Regions from separate parts of the Homo sapiens genome. Here region 1 is linked to region 2. Evidence: chromatin loops called from intact Hi-C (ENCODE). Cell type or tissue: MCF 10A. All regions are shown on one strand. Links, peaks and the distances in the headings refer to the core of each region. The heading gives the core; the rest is flanking DNA.

Region 1 (8,644 bases), core at 1,643-6,642, 1.7 Mb after region 2:
CAGCATAGGCAGTCACTGGTTTAAAACACTGACTTTGGTATCAATCTGTTACTCTGCCACTTACCAGTATATGTCCTTGGACAAGCTGTTTAACCTACCTGAGTCTCAGTTTCTTACAAAAAGAAGATTATAATATATTATGTTCTATATTACATTATGTAACTAATATATTGAGATATATAATACGTAGATGGCTTGCAACAGAGAGATGTGTGGGAGCTATCATCGCCATTACTGCTGTCATCCTGGTTATGTTTCCTACTTTGCTCCAGGCATGACCGTCCACCAAATGGGGAGGGATGTTTAAGAAGGAAAGGTTGTGCCAATCGTCTCTGTCTCCTGGCATGTTGAAAGGTACAAGATTGAATACATCATAAAGCAATTAATAATACATTTTAAAAACTCAGTAAGTTCAGCAAGAATATATGCAGAGACAGGATGGGAAAAAGTGATGCTAGCATATGTGTTTGTTGAGGAAAGTTGGTTAGAGGAAGGAGTAAATTGTAGTTTTAAAGAAAAAAGTATATGGAATATGGAAAATGGCACATAAAATGGTATCATTTTATCAATCGAAGAAAAGGAATGATATCACAGACTTGAATCCAGTATCTCTTTTATTTTATGAACTTTTAGATCTATGTAAGGACAAGCATATTCTGGTTTGTAATTAACAGCTATGCATGAGAAACGCATGATATCTGTTCCCAATTTACAGATGAGGCAACTAGGTCTCAAAGAAGTGACTCATTTATAGTTATATATTTAGGAAATAACAGGGCAAGACCTAATCAGATTTTCTCACTTCGAAGTCCATGCTCTTTTTACTGCACCAAAGTCAATCCCAAGGCCACATGTCTTGGTCTTCTTTGACAAGAATTGCAAATGCAATTAGTTACAGTCACAAATCATCATCCTCAACAAAAAACAGATGTTGTTAGGCCTCAGTGTAAAGTCAGTAGGGTCTACTGCTCTGAACACTGTAAGGATGTGTATTTGTCTATAAGCCACACCACCCCCCCGCCCAAAAAAAGGCAAAGGGACCTAAAAGCATGCCAACTAACTTTTAAAGGAATCCTTTTTACTAGAGATAAAACAGAAGGAAGAAAAATCAAACCATGTTCATACTCAAGGCATCAATAAAGTCCCAAAGGCATCAAATAAAGTCCCTCTGATAACAGCATTGCTGGTGATATTCCTTTCAAGATTGCCATGTAATGCTTAACATTTTCAGAAGCATAGAGAACATCTATTTGTCTAATAAAGGCAATAAAATAGTCAGGCAGTTTAGAAATGAAACCATGTATTTCTATGATGATTCAGAATATTTGTATGAGCAAATGAATTTCTGATATATATGGTTAATATTTCTAGGAATGCAAAGATATTCATAGGAAAAATGGCAGAAATGCATGCTTAGCTAAATTCAACTTTATGTATGAGAAATTACAACTACGGTATAAAATCCACAGTAGAAATGAAACAGGATTACATCACTTACAATTGCTAATATTAATGGACCAGAGGGAGACTACATTCCCTCAAGCTAGAAACATGTCAGAGGGGAAAGACATACAATTCAGCTTGAAAAAGCAAAATCCATTAACCATGAAATAGGGAAACAAAAAATCAAACTTACCATATACCATATCTTACTGGAAAAAAAATCTATTAGCAAAAAAAGAGCTCTACTAAACAAAATATTTCCAACTCAGAGAAAATGTAAAAACAAATGATTTCAAGTAAAGAAAAATTCCAGAAAATTCATATGGTTATTTTCATGGCCATCTATATCCATCAAAGTACCAACATATTTCTGGGTATGTAGGTCTCAAAAGAATGCCTATAGATTGGAGCACACTTAAATGCATTTTTTAATTTAAGAAAATAGTATATTAACTACCACAGATTTGATATGAAGCATTCCAAGCTTTTGTCTCTATTGTGAAATTACTCTATCTGGGAAAGAAGTCCTAGCTTCTCTAATAAGAAGAGTAGGGCAAACAGAGATTTAACACCCTCAGTATACTTACCTCAGTTAAGATTTATAACAGCTTCTAGAATAATCTTTTTAAAATATTTCACACCAGAAAAAAGGAAAGATGGCCTGAATCAATTAGAGAGTTGCTCAAATAGCAAGACTCCCAGATGTAAAAGATCAAGGCCACTGTCAGGGATCAAAGCGATTAACTGCCTCACCAGTGGTCCAGGGTGATGCAGAAGAGATGTGGTGTAGCATGCACTCACCGAGAATTAAACCAGTGCAAGAGGCTTTCTATTGCTTTAATGGGATTAAAGAAATAACATCCAAGATGACTGACAGAAACATATTTAAAAATTGCTAAGAGAGTAAATTGTAAGTGTTCTCATCACAAAAAAGTATGTGAGGTAATGCATATGTTAAGTAGCATAATTTAGCCATTCCACAATGTGTGTGTATATATATAAGTATATACATATATATATACATACATCATGTTGTATACCATAAATACTGTATATATAATTTTTGATTGTCAATTAAAATATTTTTTAAAAGTTGAGCATCTACTTCAAGTGCAAATCCTTACATAAACAATCAAGCCTGTGTGTGGGTAGCCTTTCTAAGCGGGCCCCCAGTGATGTCCCCCTGCCTACTGGTATTCACACCCTTCTGTAATCCTCTCCTTTTGAGTGTCACCTGAGCCTGGTAATATGCTTCTATTGAATAAAATATGACAAAAGTAACGGGAGGCCAATTCTAAGATTGAGTTAGACAAGACTGTGATTCCTCCCTTACGCTCTGTCTTGTTATTCTAGCCTGTTCACTCTCTTGAAGCCAGCTGTTGTGTTGTGAGTTTGAGTTTTGAGGGTAATTTGCCGTATGGAGAGGATCACATGGCAAAGGACTCAGGGCAGCCTCCAGCCAATGCCAGCAAGAAACTGAAGCCCTCAGCCCAACAACCCACGAGGAACTGAATTCTGTGAACAACCACATTAGTAACTTGGAAGTGGCCCCACCCCCAATGGTGAACCGAGATGACTGCAGCCCCTGCCAATACCTTGATTGCAGCCTCATGAGAAACACAGAGCCAGATAACCTAGCTAAACTGCATTCGGATTGCTAACCCACAGAAACTGTGAGATCATAAATGCTGCTTTCTAAGCCACTAAATTTTGAGGTAATTTGTTACACAGTAATGGATAATGTACAATTTGTAATGAAAACAGCCTCCTAATTAATACTCATCTATGAATAAATATATTGCTGATTTTAGAATGCAAAGATCCTTGTCTCTACCCAAAATCTGATTATTCAATTCCAGGACCACAGCATCTTTCATTTAGACTTGTCTTCTTGCTTCTCATTTGGTCTCCTCTGAATCCATCTCTTATGGGTATGAGTCCCTCAAAAACCTAAACATTGAAGTCCTAGTCCCCAGAATGTGAATTTATTTAGAAATATGCCACATTTGGAAATAAAGTCATTGCAGATGTAATTAATTAAGATGAGGTCATATTGGAGTAGGCTGGGCCCCTAATCCAGTATCACTGGCATCCTTAAAAAGCAGACAATTTGGATACAGACACACACATACACACAGAGAACACCATGTGAAACTGAAGTTATCCTGCCTTACACCAAGGAACTACCAGAAGCTAAGAGGGAAGCCTGAGGCGGATCCTTCCTTAGAGTCTTCAGGAGATGCATTACCTTGCTGACACCTTAACCTAGGATTTCTAGCCACCAAAACTGTGGGACAATGAATTTCTGTTGTTTAAGACACTCAGTTTGTGGTATTTTGTTAGAGCAGCTCCAGCAAGCTCAAGTCACCTTCTACACAGCTTGCCAAGAAAGATCTATTTGAAATATGAATCTCACCATGGCATTACACCTATTCACTCATTCAGCAAACGAGAGCCTCTTTGATGCCAGGCTCTAAGGTTGGCACTCGGCATTAGTAACAAAAAAATCCAGCTGCAGCACATGCTAGCACAGTAGTACATAGGGTGCCTTTGTGCTTGAGAAAACAGAGCCATTCCCAGGCAGACAAATTGGGAAATGGCACCCCCTTGTGGAAGATGACTTAACATAAAGATGCTCCTCGGGAACAGTTAACACAAAAGCACACCACATGGGCAGACAGACCCAACAGCTCTATGTTGGCAAAGTTGGTAAGAGTGTGCCCGCTGGATTTTAGCATGCATTTCCACCATCTTGGCTGGATGCTTTTGTGAGGGACAGCTTGCATGCCCATTAATGACGGACCTGAGTAAAGGTCTCTACCCTCTCTGCTCTCACAGATCTTTCAGAACTTAAATTCCTTCAAGATTCATCAACTCTTTGTCGAGGATCCCCAAGAACTCAGAATCCTGTGCTCCAATAGCCCAAACGGTAGTTTGCTGGAGCCAGCTTCCACAACAGGCCTCAACGTCCACAGAAGGCCCCAAAATAGCAGTGGAGAATGATAGAATCTTCCAGAGGTATCCAGAAATACACCACCCTGAGCATGAAATTTATGTTCTGTGTCACTACCTTTGAAAAGCAAATGCAAATTTTTCATATCATTCCATGATACATTCTTTATCTTAATAGAAAAATAGTGGATTTTCCTCTCAAATTCCTGAGTAAAACTGATGTCATATCAAAATGCATTCTACTTTCAGATTCACCCAACCAAGGAACATCTGACACTGCTTGAGAAGCATAGAAGGCAAACTAAAAGGCACTCTGTGATCTGGCTCCAGAACCGTCCTTTTCTGTGAGGAAACAGGGTCCCCACCTGGCCCTGGGCTTTGAAGAATCTCTCTTTACCTCTTCAGCTGTCTGTCTCCCCAAGGGATAAAGTATCCAAGGGGTATGCCCACCGGGAGCCCACACATTCCTCCACCCCATTAAACAATGCTCTGTACACCCAAGAACACAAATCCCATGACCAAACAGCTCAGACAATGGTGTTCTGGAGGCACTCCTACTGGTTCACAAAAGTCCATTGTTATATTTTCAGAAATTTTGAAAGCTGGATGTTAGACATGACCATTATTAAAAATAAATTACATGAACTTAAATCAGTTATATTGAAAACAAAGGTAATTAGCATTTAAAACTCATCAGTTTCTAACTATTTTACTATTATTTATGTACTTGTTATTTATGCCTGTTGCATCTGTATGGTGGCAATACTAGACAATGGTGTGCGACTATGCATCTCTTCCCAGCTCTGCATTCAATGACATCATGTTAGTAACTGGAAATTGGCTTTAGTGTGAGTATATACACCATATAAATCAGCAAATACTGTAAGTCAGGGCTGGATTTATTTTTTCTTCATTGTCTAGGCAGAAGAAAGTGATGGAGAAAATATTAATAAAACCAATTAATCTTTAAAATGTGTCATGTCTGTAGCTTTTACATGTATGTATTAATACAAAAAATGAGAAAACATTCCTCCAGTATTTAAAAACTATTACACAATTTAGCGTAATAGTTGCACTCCTCATTAATTAACAAGCGAAGTTCTATTTGCTTGTTTCACTTTCACTTGCTCATCAACATAAATAAACATATCAACCACTGTGCCATATGTCAACCACGTAGGAATTATAATCAGAGAGCTAGTTGTTAAACATACCAGCACACAGTAGGCCCAGAGTCCATTTCCAAGGCCAACATGAACCTCTTTTTTTAATCCTTCCTCTCAAGTGTGGACCATGCTACCTGTAGTGTGTGCCCCTAGGGGACAGATGTGCAGCCAGGGGTGTTCATCCATAAGAAGAGTGTTCCTCATGATGCTTGACCAGGCAGGAGCAGGAAGACAAGAGGGTTGGCAGCAGGTCAAAGCTCAGGGGTGGAGGCTTGGGAGTGGCCTCCACTTCTGCATGTATTAGGGGCAATCCAGGACCCATACCACTCTCTCTAATTGTATTTTCTTTTGCACACCAACAGCACACCAGACTATTGGAATTCTCTGCACAATTGTTCTTGCCAAACCCTTGCTCATGTAGCCCACTTGCATCATCCTATCACTGGAACCCAAACCAGGACATGGCACACGGTAGGACTCAGCAGTTTAAAATAATGAATAAATTAATTTTATGGATTCCAATCTTGGTCCATTATCTATTAGCTATGTGGCATTAGGCAACACATTTAAGGCCCTCAGGCTTTAACTTCCTCAGCAGCAAATGAGGATTAATAAACCTTTTTTGTAAAAATTAAAAGATATGTGATAATTATAGCAGCAACCTTTATTAAGCACGTACTTGCTAGGCATTGTGCTTGATGCTTTATACAGATTATCTCATTTTAATCCTTGTACACTTTACCTCTATGAGAGAAATATTACAATAATTATGCCCATTTCAGAAATGTGGAAACTGAGGCTTTACAAGTTTATTTCTGTATCATAAGACTCAAATAACAGTTCTTCATCTACTCCTACAAAAGCCATAATATATTTTGGGTCAGTATTTAACTTTCTATAAATTCCAATACAGTGATTATTGAAATATTAATAAAGATGTAGCTCATCTTTAATCTGGCTGTATGTTCATGAAATCTTGTCCTGAAAAGCAAATGAGTCCAGTGAAAAATAATATATATATATAAGAAATGTAATAAATATAGATAAAGGAGATTAAATATAACTACCATAAAACTGGTTTAGACAGACAAGAATAACAATAGCAAGGTAAGTTTTCAGTGAACAATGTGATAGAAATGATATATTTCAGGACACCAACCAGCAAGAGGTTCCCCAGCCCTGAGAAGGGATCTCTCACTGTAGAACCAATGAAGTAGAAGTTCATTTTAGGAAGTTCAACCCTTCCTTTATATCTTTTAAGTTTCACATTACTCTATCTACAGTCAATTCTTTTTTTCACTTCAAAAATCATATAAGAAAGTATATCCATTGAGAAGAATACTCATCATCAGTTATGAATGATTTAAAACAAATAACACTGAAAACATAAACAATTGGCATAATAAACAGGAGAGAACACATAAAATTGAACTTAAAGTGACACTTAATAGGTTGACATTTACACCTGGCTTAGGACAAGAAAATGTGGAGTGTTATGGACTATAGTAAGAATCATGCAAATCTTAATGATATTTAACTTTGCAACTCAACACAGTTGACCCTTGAACAGGTGTTTGAACTATACAAGTCCATTCATAGGCATATTTTTTTCAATCAAATGTGAATTGAAAATATAGCATTCACAGGATGCAAAATTTGCATATATAAACGGCCGACTGTTTTGTATATTCAGATAGCACAGGTCAACTGCGAGGACTTGAGTATGTGTGGAGTTGAGTATGCACAGGGGCGGGGTGGGGGGTGTTCCCTGGCACCAATACCCAATATCCCACATATCCTGAGGGACAATTGTACTCATATTGAGAAGTGACTTTCTCTGTTTTCTTCTTTGGGTGATTCAAGTCGACATCATCAATATATGCTATCTATAAAGCAGCGTGATTAAGACCATAGGCTGAAGTCTGACTGCCTGGCTTAGAATCCTGGTTCTGAAAGTTAGTTATGTAGCCTTGTGCAAGTTATATAACCTCTTCATTCCTCAGTTTGCTTAGTTACACGATGGAGGTAGTAACAGGACCCACCTCATAGGACGTTAGAATTATTACATGTGTAAAGCACGCACAACAGTGCCTGCCACATAATAAATGCTGTACACTGGCTATTAATTATTAGCGTTATCATGAAAACTAAATAATATCTCAAAGCTTAGTTGCTACAATGGCTGAGTTCCAAAAAGATGAAAGGGAAAAAAAATGCTCCATCCAAGGTTCCTGTCTATAAAACTATATTACACAACATTATAGTGAAGAAAGAAAATCAATGAATGTGTTCTAATTCCTATATGTACAACTTCATCTTCCTCTAATATTAAGACAATAAAAATAGCTCTTCCTCAAAGATACTAGTTAAATCTACTTATAAAATATATAAATTATACTCCAATGTTTTTCTCTTTATTCATTGCTTACCTCACTAGTTAATGAAAATAAAAAAGATTAATTCACCCAATTCCACATCTCAATCGCCTATACTAACCATATTCTCTTCATTATTTCTTTCTTTAGGAAACAGGAAGAGTATATTCAAAAAGACTATTTAGGGAGAGATATGTCTCAAATTTTTAGCAAATACCAGGAATCTCCCTCTTCTTGAAAACCCATTCTGTTTTCTAAGAGTTCAAGATACTGAAAATTAGTTTGGAGTACACATTTAAAAAGAAATGATTAGACGAGAACTAAAACAAATTCTTAGTATGGCAGATTTAACTTATTTTCACTTAAACCACATTGCTCAAGTATTTGCCAATCTAGCAAAAAGGTTATAACCATGATTTTCTTTAAAGTAGGTTATTGTGTAATGATAAAAATGAGTGAATAGAATCAAAATATAACAGTAAAACACAATTTGAAAGAGAAGTAACAAATATGGGCAATTCTTTCTCTAATTGAGCTCCAATTTTGTTTCAAATCACTCCACAGAAATTTGGGAGTTTTTAAAGTCTTTTTTTTTTACTCATATTTGTATCCTGAGCAATGATTTTGAATTGTGTATTTCAATCCTTCCTAATACTGACTTATTTCCTGCTGTTTTGTGGCTTGTCATTTCTGTAGACTAGTTCTTCC
Region 2 (8,644 bases), core at 2,262-7,261:
ATGATGTAATTGTAAATAGGTGCATGATCTTAAGCATACAGATGGAGGAATTAAAAGGAAAAAATATGTACTATTTAATGTCAATGAATGGTTTTCTTAAAAACTATAATTTAATAGAATTGACTAAGAAATATAAACATCTAAATGAACAGTAATTGTTAAACCAATTAGTCAAGCAAATGTCTAAACCTCTTTCTGGCAAATCAAATCAAGAGCACATGATTTTATCAAACCTTCAAAGAAGAAATAATGCACATTTTAAATCAGTCCTCTAAGGATGACAGAAATATCTCCCCAAATCATTAAATGACATCTGTATATTTTTAATTCTAAGGTAATCAAAAATAGTACAAAAAATAAAATAATAAATTATTCTTCCTCATGAACATATATTCAAAAATCCTAAGTAAATCACATTTAGCAGTGTGTTAAAATATTGAAACATTAACAAATAGAGTTCATCCTAGAATCCATGCATGGCTTATTTTAGAAAATTTACCCATATCTATCAACACATTAATGTAAAAACAGATAAAAATATTACTATCTAAATTAAATCCAGAAAATCATGTAGTAAGAATTGGGAGTGGATATTAGCAGGACTTCTTCTATTTAACATTTCACCTAGAGCCCAAAAGAAGATAATATTTTCTAAGTTCTCTCACAAAACAAGATATAAGACAATTTATTTATATCATACAAATGAAATTTAGGTCTCCTAGACCCAAAAAGAACTCTAGGTCTTCATTTTTAGTAAATTTAATTTTAAAATTAATGATTTTTTTAAAAAGTACATTTATGAAAATGTATGAGTCTGTTCTTCAGTCATATGAGCCACATTTCAAGTTCTCAATAGCTATGTGTGGCTAGTGATGGATACATTGAGTAGATGGAGAACAAACTTTTCCACTAGAGAAAAAAAAAAAAAAATATATATATATATATATAGTCGCCCAGGCTGTAGTGCAGTGTCACCATCTCGGCTCACTGCAAGCTCCGCCTCCTGGGTTCACGCCATTTTCCTGTCTCAGCCTCCCGAGTAGCTGGGACTACAGGCGCCCACCACCACGCCTGGCTAATTTTTTGTATTTTTAGTAGAGACAGGGTTTCACTGTGTTAGCCAGGATGGTCTCGATCTCCTGACCTTGCGATCCGCCTGCCTCGGCCTCCCAAAGTGCTGGGATTACAGGAATGAGCCACCGCGCCGGTCTAAGGGAGATATTTTAAAAAGGTATTTCTTTGAAGGGAGTTGCTGGAGTATGGGGTAACTCTTTCTCTTACCCTCCAGTATCCTCACGGCTTAGAATATTGGTGGTCCTCACCATTATCACAAACTCAGTGAGTGAGTTCTTAAAATAAACACTGACAGAGAGTAGGATGCTTTTCAGGCAAAGGTTTTTCTTACACCCTTAGCTTTAGCCAGTAAGAAGACTGTTTCAGAGTACTAATCAAAGCACTCTGTGCTTTCAGACACACTGTGGGAAGTCTATCTACCAAATGACTGATTGGGTCCCTGGATAATGTTTGGACTCAAGTATCTTGAAGGGGTGTATTAGTTCATTCTTATGCTGCTACGAAGAAATACCCGAGACTGAGTAATTTATAAGAAAAGAGGTTTAATTGACTCACAGTTCCGCATGGCTGGGAAGGCCTCAGGAAACTTACAATCATGGCAGAAGGCACTTCTTCACAGGGCAGTAGGAGAGAGAATGAGTGCCAGCAGGGGAAATGCCAGCTTATAAAATCACAACATTTCATGAAAGTGAATCATTATCACGAGAACAGCATGGGGGAAACCGCCCCCAAGATCCAATTACTTCCACTTAGTCCCACCCTTGACACATGGGGGTTATTACAATTCAAGGTGAGATTTGGGTGGGACACAGAGCCAAACCATATCAAGGGGTTTTGCCTAAGATTTCCTACCTGGACAAAGGTGATTCTGTAGAAAGATACAGAAAGCAGGCCTGGGGAGTCAACTGTTCCTGTGTTGTGAATTTGAAAAGCCCATAAAATATACACTGCTAAGAAAAGAGATTAACATCCATAGAAATCCAGAACCAGATTGCAAGAAATGGATTCTGTCCATTCACATCCAGAGAAATCCAGAACCAGATTACATGAATCAGATTGGTCAAATCAGAGTTTTTCCATCCCCTACATCCCCTCTTCCTCCATCTCCTCCATACCCAATTCTATATAGTCAGGCATAGCAAAGTGAGTGCGAGAGAATACAAGAAAGAGTAAGGTCCAGTGCTTCCAAGTAAGATTGTGTATCAAGCCTTTGCAACATGTGGCAGAAATGCCTTATTTCACAGAAAAATTATATTATTGAAATTTGTTTTTAAAGGGCCTATTTTGTAATAAATATGATCACAGAAGGTACATTTTGGAATTTGTTTATAAACTCCATTTATACTAGCAACAGGCCCAGCAAGAGGCAGAAATAGTAAAAATAAATAAAGTTAGTCAACATCTCTTCTGTCCCAATATCTCCATGTCTACCTTAGACTAGATTTAAAGCTTAAGATAAGGGAATTCATTCTACAAAATATCAGTACAATTAAAAATTATAGCAATTATGGCTGTTACATTGCAAAATAAACAGATAAAGCAATGGAGCAGAGTGGAAAGTCTAGATATAGGCATAAAGTTTCTTTATACCTCTTATTGGAATATTATTAGACAATATTGGAAATAGTTCAATCAAAGAAGAGATAACTGATTCACTAAACAGAATTTGAATCAATAAATATTACCGAGCAAGTGATACTTATTACCAACTCAAGGTTAAGAGTCTCACCACATAGAGGATGTCAAATAGCATAACAATGCTGATAGCCGGGAGCAGTAGTCTCAGGAAGTCAGCCTCCCTTCCATGGTTTTCAGGTGTTGGGTTGGCCAAGGGAAACACAATTCACACTGGCATTGGAAGGAACAAAGTTTTGCTCACATAGAGTAGAAACAGAAAAGGTTAGCTTCAATAATGAGCTTCAGGCTCTCAGCCAATGCAAGGGGATGGTCTGCACACATTCCTCTTGTGATTCGGATAAAGGACATCCATTCCCTCCCTATGGAAACCCATATAGTACGGGAGTTGATGCACACACTTAAGTAGAACAAAAAGGTACACAAATTTGGAACAGATAAAGAAATTCCCAAACAGAGATGGGCGAAGCACAAGCTATGAAGGCTCTTAATTTCTTTGTAAGGATATATTCCCAACCCAAAGCACACTCTTATACAATTGGACAGGAAAGACTGTGCAAGTGACTGCTTCTCCCAAGAAATACCCCTTTGAAAAAATAAAAATAGAAGGATTCCTACCTCGTAGTATAAACGTAAATTAATAGCTGATTAGATAGGCAAAATTACAAAATTTAAAACTTTTATGACAAAAATATGAAATATTTACAAGATGCAGAAAGCATAATATATAACAAACAATAAATTTGTGTTATAATTGTGTATTCTATACAGATAAAAAATGAAAAGTTAAGCAAAAAATTTAAAAACATTCATTAAACACATAACATTATATAATTAGCATTAGCATATATCATTTTAATATATCAAACTTGAAAATCATATATTATTAGCAAATAGACAAAGGCTAAAAAAGGTTATTTACAAAACATGTAACCAAAATGATTTACCAAAGAACCCTCAATGCCATTTTAAAAATAGAGATATCTGTTCACACTCATCTACTTGGAAAAAATATTTAAGGAAATAATTTAGAAACTGTTAAGTTGGGTTGATGAGTAATTGAGCATTTGTTATATTACATCTATCTATCTATCACCTATCTATCTATTATCATCTTTATCAATCTATCTGTATCTATTTTTACTTTATGCTTGGGAAAAAAACCTTTGTTGAAATAAAATAAAAATTGTTAAAACTAAGAATGCTGCAACACAAGCCTTTTTGCTTCCTGCTGTAGCAAAATAAATGCATTCTTTTTTTTATTTGGAAAGCACTTGGAAAATTAGTATGCTTAATGTTAAAAACTTTATACATTATTACATAATAATTCAATTTTGAATATCCTAAAAAAATTGCAAGTGGTTAAAAAAGCTGTATTCGTTAATATTTCCACTAGCGTGTTACATGTAATAAAATTTTTGAAACATATATTCATTGATAAAAGAATACTAATTCAGGTGACCAAGACAGCTTGTTAAAAACTGATTCTTTACAAACTGAATGTAAAAGTTGTTTCTCATTGAAAGAATACTGATGTTTTGCTAAATATTAAACCTGGATATGAACTGTTTAAATATTTTTTAAACTTTATCAGGTTAATATTATAAAAGCTTTCCTTAAGATACATATTTTTTCCTAAGTGTATTTAATTGAATTAACAGGGCTTTCCTTAAAGATGTTAAATTGGTTCTGTGTATCTAACATATTACTAATAAAAATATTTAACAAATTTTTAATTCACGATCTCATATTAATCTGACTTGTATCTCTAGAAGAGATATAATGTGATGTAAATTTGAAATGATTCCAAACTTTTACATAGTTTGCTACTTGAGTGACATATGTTTTGCTGTGATAAAAATTTGGAGTGTAATTCCGCCCTCCTTGAGAATGTTACATCATACCTTATCAGGCTCCGTATGTGAGTTATTGACCTTCAACTACTGGACTCCAAAATTCATAAGAACCCAAGATTTTACAGGCAGTTTGAAAGCTTAAGCCATGGCAGGGCTATCCTCTGTCAGCTGCTTCTCAGAAGACCAAGAGCTTAGGCTGTGGCTGGGCCACATCCCGTTAGCCTTTGAGCTAATCTCCGGCCAACACCGGCACCGCCCTCTAGTGTCTAGGGACAGCACACGTCACGCCGTCAAGGATCTCTGTAGTATTGGTCAAACCATCCCTCTCCACAACCTTTCCTATAAAAGCATGCCTCAAACCTCAATTAAACTTAACTTTCTACAGAGGCCTGCTTCCATCCTAATTGAGCAACTAGACTTTAACAATTCTGGATCTCACTCACTATGTGGTAAATTGTACCTGATCTATCAAGTGTATTCTCTGTGAGTTGTTAGTTGTTCTCATTATTCTTCCCCTCTTTAAGCATTAAAAAATAAAGAAAAAAATCTGTGTATGATCATAACGATGTGATTTATAAAATTAGACTTTTGATTGTCTTCTTATTTTAACTATAAAAAACATATCATTTATACTTTAACAAATATTTTTGGTAGAAGAAACATCTTTCACGAGTAGCATCTCCAGAAGCAAATGATTTTAAAACAAACTTAAAGAAAAATTGAATTAAAAATTGAAATAAAATAGACAGAAAAATATGCACACTAACTCTCATTGAATGACTCTACTGATTGTTCTAGGATTTTCCATTTCAATTTTTCTTTTTAATAATCATCTGTTACTCATTTTACCATATTAAATTTTTATCTTTCTCACTAACATCTTTTAAAAGTAAGAAATGACTTCATTTTTTAATACTACTCTAAATAGTCTAGTAGTTTAATGGTACTATGGAAAGAAAGAAATGAAATTCTAGTGAGAATTCCTCCCACAAAATATGTATTTAACTACAGCTATTTTTTTTTAAATTTTACTATTATTGAACTGGCATAGAGACAGGGAAAATAACCTGATTTTTATTATTCTCTTGTATGACACATTCTATGCTTGCTTTCTATTATATTTTACTTTTAGTAGTTTCAGTATATTTTGAAGAAAATTTCTAAAAATTAATCATTATAAATTTTATATAATGCAACAAGTACTATTGAGTTATTTCAAAATGCAAATTGCACATTTACTAATTTGGAACTTATTTGCCCTAGCACCATCACCAGAGGGAAAAAACAATCACAAAGCTTTGCTTAACATTTGTATCTATGAGGAACCACTGACCTTCAGTTAGTGCTATTAAATTTTTTTAAATATCATTTTATTCAACTGAGTGGCTATGGAAAAAGTCTGTTTTAGAAGGATGATATTATCTAAATTAAAAGTGCATTTATGTGTGACAACATAAGGTCAAATACATTTCTACTTTATATGTTATCCAGAAGCCTGAACAAAAGTCGTAAGTTATTACATCACAATTATTATACTTTTTAAATTGCTATTTTACTTTATATTATGAGGTGTTAGCTCTCTTTTTCCAATTAACAAAAACCCTACTGCCTAAGCATTTTTAACAAATGTGAGCAAATATGGCTTCTTAAAACTTGCATCTCTACTTAAAATTTTTTAAGTGAATTTCACAAAACTTTTTTAAGACATATGAAGAACAGTCTATTAATCTATATACAAAGAGTTTATAATGAAGATAGTTGCATAAATGATTTAGAAGACACTGTCACTACTCTATTCCTCATCAAATGCTCATTAACAACAATGTCATCAAGTCTCAGAAGTACATTTGGTGTTTTGATTAATTAATTCTGACACATAAGAGTTTGGTTAAGCAATTACTCAGCAGTTTACATATTGACTACTTTGCATTGTATTAAGTATAGTGAAGGATACATAAAAATAAAATATTAGGTTGGTCCAAATGTAATTGTGGTTTTTGTCATTACTCTTAATGGCAAAAGTCGCAATTACTTTTGCACCAACCTAATACAAGACACATACTCATACAGGGATAATATCTTTTTGGAGGCACAAAATTTATATGTAAATTCAACTAAAAAGCACATGTGATTTAGTTTAGGAATTTATATCATTATCACATTTATCTTTTGTTATTCTTTAAAACATAGTGAGTTTTTTTTTCTTTTTAATGTATAAAGATTCTTCTCTTATTCCTCTGTTGAACTTGATTCCCTGCTGATCATACAGTATCTTCCCCTGGACAAAATTTCTGTGAACAAGATTAGGGGGAAAAAGAGTTGAAGAGGGCTGAGCAAGAGTCTTTCCCTATCAAGTCTTATGTCTGGCAGGAGTTGCAGAGAATAAGATGTCTATGTCAGGCATAGTGTGAGAAGCAGAAAAAGAGGACTCTAGAAAAAAATTTACTTCATTTATTTTTCTTGTTAAGAAATTAATTTTTTAATTTAGAATTAACACATAGTAATTGCACATATTTATGGGATGTAGCGTGACATTTTAGTGAATGTATGTATTTTATAAAGATCAGATCAAGTTAATTAACATATCCTTCACTTTAAATATTTATCATTCCTTTGTTGTGGCCTCTTCTAGATATCTTAAAATACACACTACATTATTGTTTGCTATAGTCACCCTTCTGTGTAATAGAACACCAGTAATTATTCTTCCTGTCTAACTATAACTTTGTATCTGCTGACTAACCTCTTTGGTTCACCCCTCTTCCCTACTCTCCTCAGTCACTGGTAACCACCATTCTACTCTCAACTTTTATAAAATCAACTTTTTTAGATTCCACATGTTAGGTTATGTGATATTTGTATTTGTCTAGCTTATTTTACATAACATAATGTCCTCTAGGTTCATCTATGTTGCTGAAAATAATACGATTTTAGTTTGTTTTATGGCTAAATAGTATTCCATTTTGTATATATACATAACACATTTTATTTATCCATTCATCTTCTGATAGACATTTAGGCTAATTTCATATCTTGTATATTGTAAATAGTACTGCAGTAAGCACGTAAGTGCAGATATCTTTTTGACATACTGATTTTATTTCCTTTGGTTATACACCCAGTAATGGGATTGCTGGATCATTTGGTAGTTCTATTTTTAGTTTTCTTTTGTGTGTGTGTTGTGTGTATGGAACCTCCATAGTTTTCCCTAATGGCTGTACTAATTTACATTTCCACAAACAATGCATAAGTTTCCCTTTCTCCACATCCTTGCCAGAATTTGTTATTTTTTTGTCTTTTTGATAATAGCCATTCTAACTGAGATGAGGTGATAGCTCATTGTGGTTTTGATTTGCATTTGCATTTCCACACATTTACAGCCAACTGATTTTCAACAAAGGCAAGAAAAACAAAAACTGGGGAAAGGACATTCTGTTGAATAAATGGTGCTGAGAAAACTGAATTTCCACATCAGAAGAATGAAACTAGACACCTATCTGTCATTGTATACAAAAACCAACTCTAGCTTGATTAAATACTTAAATGTAAGACCTGAAACTATGAAAACTTAGAAAAAAAATAATGAAAATGCTTCATGAAATTGGACTGGGCAAAGATTTTTTGATTAAGATCTCAAAAGCACCGGCAATAAAAGCAAAAATAGACAAATGGGATTACATTAAACTAAACACTTTGTGCACAGCAAAGAAAACAGAGTGAAGAGAAAACCAACAGAATGGAAGAAATTATTTGTGAACTATGCATCTAACAAGAAGTTAATATCCAGAATACATAAGAAACTCAATTCAACAGCAAAAAAATCAAATAACCTAGTCAAAAATGGGCAAAAGAGTAGAATAGACATTTCTCAAAAGAAGACATACAAATCACCAACACATAGTTGAAAAAATAGTTGAAAAAATGTTCAACATCACTAATCATCAGGGAAATGCAGACCAATACTTCCTTTACTTGTTCACTATCTAGTCATTCATTCATTCATCCAGTCAGTCTCATCATCTAATTTTACATTTAGTACATAAAGCTGAATTACAATTGTTTTGATATCTAGAACCTTA

The links. Peaks named below come from ENCODE experiments on the same cell type or tissue, not always from the same donor. Only the 100,000 strongest peaks of a DNase experiment are listed, where the experiment ranks them.
Region 1: it touches region 2 in a loop (22-fold over the local background); 2 of 110 quality-filtered maps call a loop at or near these places.

Annotation. Positions count from the first base shown.
Region 1 is chr12:72,341,931-72,350,574 of GRCh38, reverse strand. All of the region lies in intron 2 of TRHDE (thyrotropin releasing hormone degrading enzyme), which reads right to left. Among named protein-coding and RNA genes, the nearest start is that of TRHDE-AS1, 73 kb to the right of the region's middle. In MCF 10A, for the core only: a CTCF peak has its summit at 4,049 (motif pointing left); a DNase peak (open chromatin) is centred at 4,044.
Region 2 is chr12:74,018,213-74,026,856 of GRCh38, reverse strand. It overlaps LINC02394 (long intergenic non-protein coding RNA 2394), which reads right to left and starts at 4,777. Exons shown (of 3, transcript NR_187487.1): 1 at 4,614-4,777. In MCF 10A, for the core only: a CTCF peak has its summit at 4,852 (motif pointing left); a DNase peak (open chromatin) is centred at 4,816.